Regions from separate parts of the Homo sapiens genome. Here region 1 is linked to region 2. A link is a loop called in an ENCODE intact Hi-C map of the cell type or tissue named here. Cell type or tissue: natural killer cell. All regions are shown on one strand. Links, peaks and the distances in the headings refer to the core of each region. The heading gives the core; the rest is flanking DNA.

Region 1 (2,500 bases), core at 1-2,500, 110 kb after region 2:
GCATCAGACTCTAGGATTTTGGTTTTTCTTTAATATAAAAACAAATTTACCAAAACATTTCTCAGATATGAAACAAGGCCAAGATTGAAAACATGTTGGAGATCTTAGTTCCTTGTTTGCATAGCTTCCCAAATCTTCCCACGCAAGCCCTCAATACACATTGCCTGGGCTGGAACAGCAACACGCCATGTGGCAGCCTGTCCTGCCACCCAGGATGGGGAGAGAACTTTCACCATGCCCTGGCCCAGGGCACGACAGTGAAGGGGAGGATGTCCAGAGCTCAACAATGCCCAAGAGAGGCATCCTTACTTCCTTCCCACTTTGCTGAAACTCCATTGCATGAAGCAAAGGAAAAGTGGGTCTGGTTTGCCTAAGTGCCTTTTGCAGCAATAAAATAAAAGGGAAAGAGGCTGCGAGTCAGGGAGCTTCACAGGCTAGAGACACAGTTCGAGGGGCGTTGAAGTGAGCACCGGATCAGAGGGGAAGCCTCAGGTCCACCCCTTCGCTGCTATGTGACTTCGGTAAAAACCCTTAGACCCCCTTGAGCCTCTGTTTGCTCATCCACAAGGTTATCATGTTAATAACGGCCACCTCGGTGTTGTCAGGAAGACCAAAAGAAATACACTTTAAACCTAATTGCCTTTCCAGAAGGAAGGCTTTAAAGAAGGCAGCCATCCTTACATTACGAACATTGGCAGAATACTGAATATTGAATACAAGTAGCATTACTATCAGAAATCTTACACCAAGTCCTTTCACTGGGTTTATTACTTATTTTGAGAACCAAAGACTGATGGTGTTATCAACTGTGGCTTTGTGGTGGTATCTAACTGCCACTTGGAAACTATAAACATTTTTGTTGTTAATTCACAAAGAGAAGAAAAAAATCATGATTTATGTTTTTTTTCTGAGACATGCTGCAATTCTGATATGGTCATATTAAATGAGATGACCAGGTTTTCTTCAAATGTATAAGATAATTAGTAAGTAAAGGCTTTTTTTTTAAAAAAAAAAAAGTTCTCTGTGTTGGCTTTACTGGATCTATTTTCAATCACACTTTACATAAAGATCTAAAGATGAAGGGGATTTCTGATGTGCTGAGCAGACAGGCTATAAATCAGGGAGGGGAAGAATCTAGTCACTCTCATGTCCCTGTGGTTTAAAAATAGTGGCAAAACATCACTTTAGTCGGACAACTGTCTAATGTAAGCATTCTTATTGTTTGTGTTATCACAGAAATTCTCACTAAGAGCTAGCCTGTAGGTGTTGTGGGTGAGAAGATGGGGCAAATGGCATTTTAAACAGGCTTCTGAGACAGTGTGATTTTTTTTAAAATTATTATTATTATACTTTAAGTTTTAGGGTAAATGTGCACAACGTGCAGGTTTGTTACATATGTATACATGTGCCATGCTGGTGTGTTGCACCCATTAACTCGTCATTTAACATTAGGTATATCTCCTAATGGTATCCCTCCCCCCTCCCCCCACCCCACAACAGTCCCCGGTGTGTGATGTTCCCCTTCCTGTGTCCATGTGTTCTCATTGTTCAATTCCCACCTACGAGATAGAATATGCGGTATTTGGTTTTTTGTCCTTGGCGATAGTTTGCTGAGAATGATGGTTTCCAGCTTCATCCATGTCCCTACAAAGGACATGAACTCATCCTTTTTTATGGCTGCATAGTATTCCATGGTGTATATGTGCCACATTTTCTTAATCCAGTCTATCATTGTTGGACATTTGGGTTGGTTCCAAGTCTTTGCTGCTAGTGCCGCAATAAACATACGTGGGCATGTGTCTTTATAGCAGCATGATTTATAATCCTTTGGGTCTATACCCAGTAATGGGATGGCTGGGTCGAATGGTATTTCGACAGTGTGATATTAACAGGGTAGTTCAGGAACCACTTGAGCCTGCACATGGTGGGCGAGGCAGGACTGTAAGGTCAGGCAGGTGGCCCACCTCTGTGGATGAAGGCAGGAGCTGAAGGAAAGGAAAGCAACCTTCGCAGCTCAGGATGTGTCCATCAACACCTGTATCTACGCATGCTCCCCTCTCCAGCATCACCTTTTTAAGGATTATTAACATTACAGAACTCTATACTTCCTACTTTCAGGTAGGACTGGAATGCCCAAACCCTTTCTTATAGTTTACTTTTTGCCCTGACTGAAACCAGATAATTACTGAACCAAACCTATTCTATTGAAACCAAGTCAAGTCAATGTGTAGACCCTGGAGGAGCAGATAATTTCAAATGCACCTTGGAAATGACGTATGTTCCTTCTACAGTCGCTTTATACAGCCCTCCACTAAGTCAAACCCTCAGGGAGGCTTCACTACTTTAGTACAGATGTCTGTCCAGGGAAGATCATCATTAACATTAGCAAGAACAAATAATAAACTGTAAGCCTTCTAAAAATAACCACAGACTGTAATAGCTCCATCTTTGTTTTTATTGTTTAGGTTTTGTGCTATGGTGTTTATAATGGACTTTGGTG
Region 2 (10,052 bases), core at 3,280-5,779:
ATTTGATGGATCATGGGCATCTCTCCTTATAACATATAAATCCCTACCTCATTTTTTTTTTCTATTTTTTAAGTTGTGGTAAAATATATATAACATGCTAGGGAGGCATGGTAGCCTGTGCTTGTAATCTCAGCTACTCAGGAGGCTGAGGCAAGAGAATCGCTTGAACCCGGGAGGTGGAGGTTGCAGTGAGCCGAGATCATGTGACTACATTCCAGCCTGGGCAACAGAGTGAGACTCTGTCTCCTCCCACACAAAAAAAAATAATGAAATTTACCATGAGTGAAAATGAATTAACCATTTTTTAAATGTACAGTTCCATAGCATTAAGTGCATTCACATTATTGTACAACCATTATCTCCATCCATGTCTAATACTTTTTTACTTTTTCCAGCTGAAACTCTGTGTTTATTAAATACTAGCTCTCCATCCTCCCCACCACACGCCAGCCTCTGGTAGCCATCATTCTATTTTCTGTCTCTGTGAATATACTCTAGGAACCTCATATAAGAAAATCATACAGTATTTTCCTTTTTTGTCTGGTTTATTTTACTTAGTATAATGATTTCAGGATTTGACATTGTAGCTGTGTGTCAAAATTTCCTTCCTTTTTAAAGCAGAATAATATTCCATTAGATATACATACCACATTTTCTTTATCCATTCGTCTATGGGTGGACATTTAGGTTGTTTCTGCTTTTTGACAGTTGCAAATAATGCTGCTAGCAACATTAGTGTGTGGGTATCTTTTCGAGTCTCGGCTTTCAGTTCTTTTGTATATATTTCCAGAAGTAGAACTGCTAGATCATAGGGTAATTCTGTGTTTAAATTTTTGATGAACTGATGTACTGTCTTCCACTATGGCTGTAGTATTTTATACTCACATTAGCAACGCACAGGGGTCCAGTTGTTTTTTCTTGTTGTTGTTGTTGTTGTTTTTTGTTTTTTTGTTTGTTTTTTGAGATGGAGTCTCGCTGTGTCGCCCAGGCAGGAATGCAGTGGCACTATCTTGGCTCACTGCAAGCTCTGCCTCCCGGGTTCACGCCATTCTCCTGCCTCAGCCTCCCCAGCAGCTGGCACTGCAGGCACACGCCACCACGCCCAGCTAATTTTTTGTATTTTTAGTAGAGACGGGGTTTCACTGTGTTAGCCAGGATGGTCTCAATCTCTCGACCTTGTGATCCGCTTGCCTCGGCCTTCCAAAGTGCTAGGATTACAGGCATGAGTCACCGTGCCCAGCCAGGGGTCCAGTTTTTCTACATCTTTGCCAATATTTTCTTTTTTCCTTTTTTAAAACATAATAGTCAACCTGGTATCTTACTTTGATTTTCGATTTGTATTTCCTAAATGATTAATGATGCTGAGCATCACTTCATCTGCTTTTTGGCCATCTGTATTTCTTTTTTGGAGAAATGTCTATTCAAGTCCTTTGTCTATTTTTGAATTGGGTTTTTTGTTGTTGAGTTTTAGGAGTTCTTTATATATACTGGATATAAATCTCTTATCAGATACATGGTTTGCAAATATTTTCTCCCATTCTGTGGGTTGCCTTTTTATTCTTTTTTTTTTTTTTTTTTTTTTTTTTTTTTGAGATGGAGTCTTGCTCTGTCACCCAGGCTGGAGTGCAGTGGTGTGATCTCGGCTCACTGCAAGCTCCACCTCCTGGGTTCATGCCATTCTCCTGCCTCAGCCTCCCGAGTAGCTGGGACTACAGGCGCCTGCCACCATGCCCGGCTAATTTTTTGTATTTTTTAGTAGAGACGGGGTTTCACCGTGTTAGCCAGGATGGTCTTGATCTCCTGACCTTGTGATCCACCCGCCTCAGCCTCCCAAAGTACTGGGATTACAGGCGTGAGCCACCACGCCTGGCCAGGTTGCCTTTTTATTCTTTTGATAGTGTACTAGTTTTTAATTTTGATAAAGTCCAGTTTATCTATTTTTCCATTTGTTGACTGTACTTTTGTTGGCATATTCAAGAAATCCTTGCCAAATCCAGTGTCAGGAAGCTTTCTTCTTATTTTCTTCTAAGAATTTTAGCCTTTAAGTTTATGTCTTTGATCCATTTGAGTCCATTTTTGTATAAGGTAAGAGTCCAACTTCGTTCTTTTGGATGTGAATATCCAGTTCTCCCAGCACCAGTTGTTGAAAAGGCTGTCCTTTTCCCATTGAATGGCCTCGACACCCTTATCAAAAATCAATTTACCGTATATGCTAGGGTTTATTTCTGGCTGCTGTATTTATCACAGTGGTCTGTGCCTTGTGGCTTTTTGCATTATGCCATAATTGGGAAAGATTTTTTCCACTCCAAGTTAAAAAATTTCATTTAAACTATATTTTCTTTTAATAGTTTTATGTTTCTTTTTACATATTTGTGTCTTTGATATTTCTGGAGTTTATTTTGATGGAAGGCATGAGGTGATATCCAGCTTTATTTATTTTTCAAAGTGACTAACAGTTGATAAAGAGTTTATCTTTTCCCTGCTGATTTGAGATATTGTTATATCATAAATTTCCATTCTTATTTGGATCTCTTTCTGGCTTCTCTATGCTATACTATATACCATTAATATCTTTTTTAATACTGAATGATTTTAATTTGTATTGCTTAGTAATTCATTTTAATAATTTGTATGGCTAGTCTTGCGTATTTATTTTTCTCAGTTAATTTTATAATTTGTACAATTCCTCAAAATGTTTTATATTACAATTAAATATGAATTCAGGGGAATTGTTACCATATTGAATCTTATCCAAGAAAGGGGTATATCTTTTTATTCATTCAAGTATTATGTTTGCCCTTCAGAATATTTTACAACTTCTTATTGGAACAACACATTTCTTGTTAAACTTATATCTAAATATTTTGTCTTTTTTGGTTGCTGTTGTAATTAGGATATTTAATATCTAATTTACATACAGGACATCTTCAACTTGACTTTTCTTGTTTCTAGTAATTTTTAGGTAATTTTCTTTGGTTTTTCGGCTGTACGATCATCCAAATAGTAATTCTACATCCTTTTCGTTATTTATTTCTTGGTATGTGTCCTCTTTTGGAATTGCATTTGTTGCCACTCCGAGAACCATGTAAACTAACAGTTATGGTACTGAAGGCCTTGACTTTTTTTTTTTTTTTTGAGACGGAGTCTTGCTCTGTCGCCCAGGCTGGAGTGCAATGGCACTGTCTTGGCTCACTGCAGCCTCCACCTTCTAGGTTCAAGTGATTCTCCTGCCTTAGCCTCCCGAGTAGCTGGAATTACAGGCGCCCGCCACCATGCCCAGCTAATTTTTTAATTTTTTAGTAGAGACGGGGTTTCACCATGTTGGTCAGGCTGGTCTCAAATTCCTCAGGTGGACCTCAGGTGATCCACCCATCTCGGCCTCCCAAAGTGCTGAGATGACAGATGTGAGCCACTGTACCCGGCTGCCTTGGCCTCTTTCTTGACTCTAATGGTAATGTATCTAGTTTACTCACTGGACAAGGTATACTGACATTTGCTGTGAAGCATGTGTGTTTGTTATACGTAGAGTACACATGCTTATTTTACTAATGGTTTTTCTTGTTTTAATCAGGAATAATAATTTATGTGGAAAATGCCATTTCATCAGTGAATATGTTTGTTAATTCTATATTTGTTTATTATTCAGCAATGAGTTCTTAATTTTTTTTCATGAGCCTTAGAGTATTTTTACACTTGCTTCATAAACAGGTTTTGCAAGATTTCCTTCCTCTGTGCTCTAGCATAACACAGTATAAATATCATCTGAATTCTGTCACTTGGGTCTGAAAGGATTTTACCTAAGTAACTTACTTACTAGCCTAGTATGTTTTTGGATTGTAGCACTTTAGAAAATTTTCTTAATTTCTTCCATGGCACTTGGTCTCTTGGTTGATATCAGGGAGAGATTTCAAAACTTGTATTCTCTGAGAGGTGAGAGATGGGATGGTTAGATCTTAAATAAAATTACATATACTGATACTTCCCTTTCTCCAGGTGATGGTATTATTATATTTGGTATTTTATTGTTTTAAATTAATTTTTAAAAGTTAAACTGTGAAACATGAGACATGCCAAAAGCACATAAAGCAGTTTCTCTTAATCTCATTAGACTTCAGTCTATGGAGTTTTATGATCCTGCCTCTATGTCAGCATCTTTCCCTAGAAATCTATTTGTTTTTATTTGTTTTTAAGAAACAGATCCAGACTAAGTAGTTAGCATTTGGCTTTAGGCAACATTCAATAAAGTTAACTAACTCTGAACTAAAACATATATATTCTTTTCTGTTGACGTCATATTTAAAGTACCTAGCCTTTTCCTCCATTCCTGAAAGGAGCTTGGTTAGGGAGGACTTTAGTCAAAGGAACAGATGATGCACCTCAAATACTTACTGATATAAAAAATAACTTTCAGTTTTATCACTCTGATCAGAAATTCATTTCCTGACCAAAAGTCACACTTTATACAGCTGTCTGAGTTTCCTGTGCCCTTGTCAAAGGGCTTGCTTTTGAAATATATTTAAGAAACAGCAGTTGCTGAAACATTTTAGGGGCTGGGGGACTTCTTCATGAAATGGAAGCAAGACTGAAGATTTGACTGTTTTTGCCTCTTAGATTGCATTCTAGGGGTCTAAATTATTTTTTATGGAGCTGGCCCCTGACTGGCTGTTGAGATCACCTTTACTTTTTCTCTCAGCCATCATCTAATTATGAGACAGAGGATTGTAGAATCCTAGAGTTGAATAGTTCACACCAAATTAGTCATGTTCCTGGTTTAGGGAGTAATTTCTTTGGTTGCTAAAGGAATATACTCAGTTATATTAATGAAAGATTTTAACCCATAACTAAAATATTTAACATTTTATTCATTAGTTTCAAATACCATCTCTAAAATTACCAAAGTCAAAATTCTACTTATTAATTTTAATACGTTATGTGTTCATTTGTTTCAAAAGTAGAAAGTATACAGCGAAAGGCCTTTCCCATACCCCCGTTACCCTGATACTCAGTTTTCTTCCCTTTACGAGAAACATTTAGCTGGAAACAAAATTAACCTGTTTTTCTTCATTGCTTTCTCATGCCTTTGCCCCTAAGCACACTCTAGGTAAAATTGTGAAATAGGTTGTATTTATTTGGAATAACACTCTTACTCTGGTCCCCTGACCTGTGTTGGTTTTGTACATTGACTTATACATTGGTTCTCAACCTGTTATATCTTGTATCAATTTTCTATGAAAAATTCCTGTGATAATATTAAACAGAATTTACTGAGAAAGACATTTTTACGTTAGAGACATTATGCCTTAACAGTTAAGATCGCCCGGGCGCGGTGGCTTACGCCTGTAATCCCAGCACTTTGGGAGACCGAGGTGGGCAGATCATGAGGTCAGGAGATCAAGATCATCCTGGCTAACATGGTGAAACCCCGTCTCTACTAAAAATACAAAAAATTAGCCGGGTGTGGTGGTGGGCGCCTGTAGTCCCAACTACTCGGGAGGCTGAGGCAGGAGAATGGCGTGAACCCGGGAGGTGGAGCTTGCAGCGAGCCGAGATCGCACCACTGCACTCCAGCCTGGACGACAGAGCGAGACTCCATCTCAAAAACAAACAAAAAAAACCAATTAAGATCATAGAGTTATAGTTTAAAATTAGGTCATAGTTTACGGTATGGTATGAGAAAGCAGTATGCCTCTTAAGGTATACTGTTTTGTATAAATGAATGAATAAATGAATGATTGATATGGGAGATACCATATTGTTAGGAACCAGTATAAACTAAGGGAAAACTTTTCCATGCTATTGGAATTCTAACAGCTTTTGGGGGACAACTATTATTGTCAACATAGCCTATTGCAATGAGGATTATATGAAACAATCCATGTTAAGCTTCTAGCACAGTATCTATGACATAACAGACACTGATACTTATTAGTTGCCTTTGATTAGAATCAATAGTATTTTACTGTTACCGGGTTTAAATATAATAATATGGAATTAAGTGGACAGGAAAAGTCTTTATTACTAGTATCAACTATTGATTATACAATTATGAACATTAGGTCTGGACTGGTAGGAAATGGCATAGAAATGACACAAGTGACCCCAGAGCATGTGAGGGCTGTGAAATTCAATAAACAATTTCTGGTAGGTCAGGATTCATTCAGTCAGAGGTAGTTATTGTGTGTTTGCTGTCTTACAAATAAGAAATGGTACTTCAAATCTATAGGTTCATGTGCAGGAGAGCGTATTTACATTCTTAGGAAAGCTACTCCCTCCTCCATTACTTAGTTATCCTATTGGTGATATTCATGCCATCATCTTAGCACTATTTTTATGACTTCAGTGGGTGTTTTTTAGAATGGTGTGAAAAATATTTTTGGCCATATGTAGTAATCACCTGTGTTGCTGATTTTCTGTCAGATGTAAGAGATTTTAAAACAATAACATGTTCAAAGCTAGCAAGAAAAATGAGTGGGTATATGGTCAACATGACACCTTGAGTGCAGATTCCGTATCTTATTGATTTCAATTTTTTAGTCTAACACTGGTTTTCAAACTTTAGAATCCATCAGAATAATCTGAAAAGGTTGCTTAAAAAATAAGAAGTATATTTCTGGGCCTTATCTAAGAGTTCCAGATCTAGTAGTCTGAGGTTGAGCCTGAGAATTTGCTTTTCTAACATGTGATGATGCTGCTGCTCATTTGGGGACTGCACTTTGAAACTGGTCTAACATAATGAGCACAAAACTTAGCATAGAGTTGGAGCTTGATAAAAAATTTGAATATGTAAGTGCTGCTATTGCTGAATTCCTAAAGCTTAAAAAAAAACCTTCCGACTTTACATAAAATAAAAATGCAGTCTTAACTTCCACAGTGTTTTGTTTGAGCTGAATTCTGCCTTTTTCTACACTCTTTGCTAATCAGAGCAGCTATTTACTATATCTGGTTACCACTCTTCCCAGAAAGGCAAAGGATAATTACACTAGAACCACAATCTTTTGTGCTGCTTTGTAATACTTCATCAGGATAGACTTTTCAAAATAATATTTAAAGAAGTTTTAAAAGAAGTTAAAAATTGTTTTATTAGTCAAAAACAAATTTTTGTAAACAAAAACAAATATTTGTAAATAATGGTTTGTCATTACCTATTCTAAACTTTTTTATAATTTAAGATTAGTCTGTGGTCATAATTAATTCTTAATATAGGTATCATTGATTTTTCAGCTAATTACATCTCATTTCTTGCTAGGTTTATCATTGCTATAAGTACTATAAAATAATTAGCAGTCAGTACTCATATTTCTATAATTGATTTATAAACTACAATAAATTTTAAGACCAGTGATGAACCACATAAAATAGATTTTTTAATATTTAAATAAGATTAAAGAATTTTGTTATGTTTTTGTTGATGGATTTTTTTTAAGTGGCTTTAGACTTTTGCACATTGACAAAGCATGTTTTTTGCTAGGAGTTAGTTTGAGCTGGTTTGAAGTTGATAAAACTAAAAAGCATATTGGCCCTTTCTAGTTAGTGAATAAAGATATACATAACAAAAGCACCCAGTATTTAAGCTTTTTGGTTGATCTAGCCAAAAATAATTTTTCTAATGGTATTCATTTTGAAGCCTCTTTAGTCCTGTGCAGTGGGATTATTCCCTTTGTATTTTACTTAGAGAAAAAGTGGTTCTCACACAGGTTGGAGCTGGGAGGATGGCCCTAGAGGTTGGAAAGAAATTTCATAGTCTGGACTTTGGAGACTTCCAGGGAGTGAGAATAGAAAAGGACCCCTTCTACCTATAGGTATCCTTTTTACATAGAGGCTTTTTTTTTCCAACTACCTTTTTTGTTAATAGTCTTACAGATAGGTTTTAGTTCTGCATTGTTCAAGTGTACAGAAGTTTCATTTCTTTTAAATGATGGTATGATATTACAGTTTTTCCTAAATTTATTTAACTGTGGAACCCTTTTTGTCTACTCCTTTTAACACCAAAGGCATGGTTATATGTAGCACTATTTAAAAAATTCTAGTCTAGATTAATGGACAGAATAACAGACCAGTTGGAAGGGGCTGCTTGCTGATATGAAAGGAAAGAACTTTTGCTACTTTGTGTTATTTTCCTGATTGAAATGGTAAAACATTTCTCAAATACACAGGTTTAATAAATTGGATTCAAATTAGTCACTTCTGTGACTTCTTAATCATCAGCTTTAAATAGATTTGATTTTGGTAGCCATCTTTTGGTTTTGTTTTGGCTAAAATAACTCATTAAAAATCAGTGATCAGTGTATAGAACACTGCCCTCCAATTGAACTTTCTTTAGTATTGGAAATGTTCTATATTTGTGTTGTCCTATATGACAGCCGGTAGCCACATGTGGTTATTGAGCTTTTAAAATGTGCTAAGTGTGACTAAGGAAGTTTAGTTTTATTAGGTCCTCATTAATTTAAATCTAAATAGGCACATGTGGCTAGTAGCTGTTGTATTGGACAATTCAATCTATAGAATATATTTGTAGATGAGAATTTTTTTATACTGTTTATTTTAAATTGATGGAATTAAAACTACTCTTTGGGGGATATTTTTGGAAAGTTAATACTATGATGACCTTAAATTATATGCATTCTATAGTTACATGATTGAGAGAACTCTTTCAGTCGTTTTTCTTTTTTTTAAACTACAGTCACTGTCACTTCATGAGGGGGATATGTTTTGAGAAATGCATCGTTAGGCATTCATCGCTGTGCGAACATCATAGAGTGTACTTACACAAACCTAGATGGTGTAGCCTACTACACACTGAGGCTATGTGGCATAGCCCGTTGCTCTTAGGCTACAAAACTGTACAGCATGTTACCGTAATGCAGACTGTAGGCAACTGTAACGTAGTGATATTTGTATATATAAACATAGAAAAGGCACAGTAAAAATATAATACATAAAGGTAGAAAATGATACACCTGTATAGGGCATGTACCATGGAATGGAGTTTGCAGGACTGGAACCTGCTCCAATTGGGTCAGTGAGCGGTGAGTGAATGTGAAGGCTTAGGGTATTACCGTAAACTACTGTAGACTTTCTAAGCACTGCACATTTAGGTTACACTAAGTTTATAACAAATACTTTTCTTTCTTCAGTAATGTTAACCTTAGCTTACCATAACATTTTTACTTCATAAACTTAATTTTGTTTAGCTTTTTGAGCCTTTCATAATAACACTTAGCTTAAAACACAAACATATTTTACAACCATAACAAACTATTCTTATTCTGTAAGCTTTTATTTATTTATTTGTTTATTTATTTCCTTTTTAGACTTTTTTTTAAAGCTAAGACAAACATACACATTAGCCTAGGCCCACACAAGATCAGGATCATCAAGACATCACTAGGTAATAGGAATTTTTCAGCTTCATTATAATTTTATGGGACCACTGTTAGGTATACCATCCATCATTGACCAAAACATTGTTATGCAGCACATAACTATACATATACTACTAACTTGATTTCTTTTGTAGGTAATTCTTTTGTGTAAATAACACACTCTGAAATAACTGAATAAGTTTTCATATTCATTTTTAAGAAAAGGATAATAGGAAGAAAGAAGATAATCTGTGAGATAAGAGAACTCAGATTTAGTTCCTTTTGCTGTTGGCGTGCTTGCCAGTGTTGAAGCAGTTGCAGAATTTTTGTGGCTATTAATTTATCTGTAAGTTGGAGATACAGTATATGTAAATGTCCTTTGAAAAAGGGCTGTACAAAATGAATGTAATTCATATTATAAATGTTGATTTTGAATAATTGTGGAAAATGCTAAAAATTTGACTCATTTTCTGTGAATATACTTTGAGTTATAAAGATTATGATTCTTAATCTTTTCATTTTGATAAGAGTAATGCTCAGTTGCTAGACAGGTAAAACCATTAAGTTATATAAATTATCAAAATAAAAGTGACTAAACAATTGAATAATTTTGGAATAAATTCATTATTAAGGATACAATGATTTGGAGGGTTGAATTATTTTCAGAGTACGTCATCTTATCTAGGACGG

The links. A loop is a pair of places that touch in the nucleus more often than their neighbours do. Peaks named below come from ENCODE experiments on the same cell type or tissue, not always from the same donor. Only the 100,000 strongest peaks of a DNase experiment are listed, where the experiment ranks them.
Region 1: it touches region 2 in a loop (4-fold over the local background); 1 of 110 quality-filtered maps calls a loop at or near these places.

Annotation. Positions count from the first base shown.
Region 1 is chr7:8,128,373-8,130,872 of GRCh38, forward strand. All of the region lies in intron 12 of ICA1 (islet cell autoantigen 1), which reads right to left. Among named protein-coding and RNA genes, the nearest start is that of ICA1, 130 kb to the right of the region's middle. In natural killer cell, for the core only: no CTCF peak of the experiment used is centred there; DNase peaks (open chromatin) are centred at 809 and 1,129; H3K27ac peaks cover 2,064 bases.
Region 2 is chr7:8,010,873-8,020,924 of GRCh38, forward strand. The region is part of intron 2 of GLCCI1 (glucocorticoid induced 1); the gene reads left to right. Among named protein-coding and RNA genes, the nearest start is that of GLCCI1, 47 kb to the left of the region's middle. In natural killer cell, for the core only: no CTCF peak of the experiment used is centred there; a DNase peak (open chromatin) is centred at 4,449; H3K4me3 peaks cover 336 bases; H3K27ac peaks cover 1,545 bases.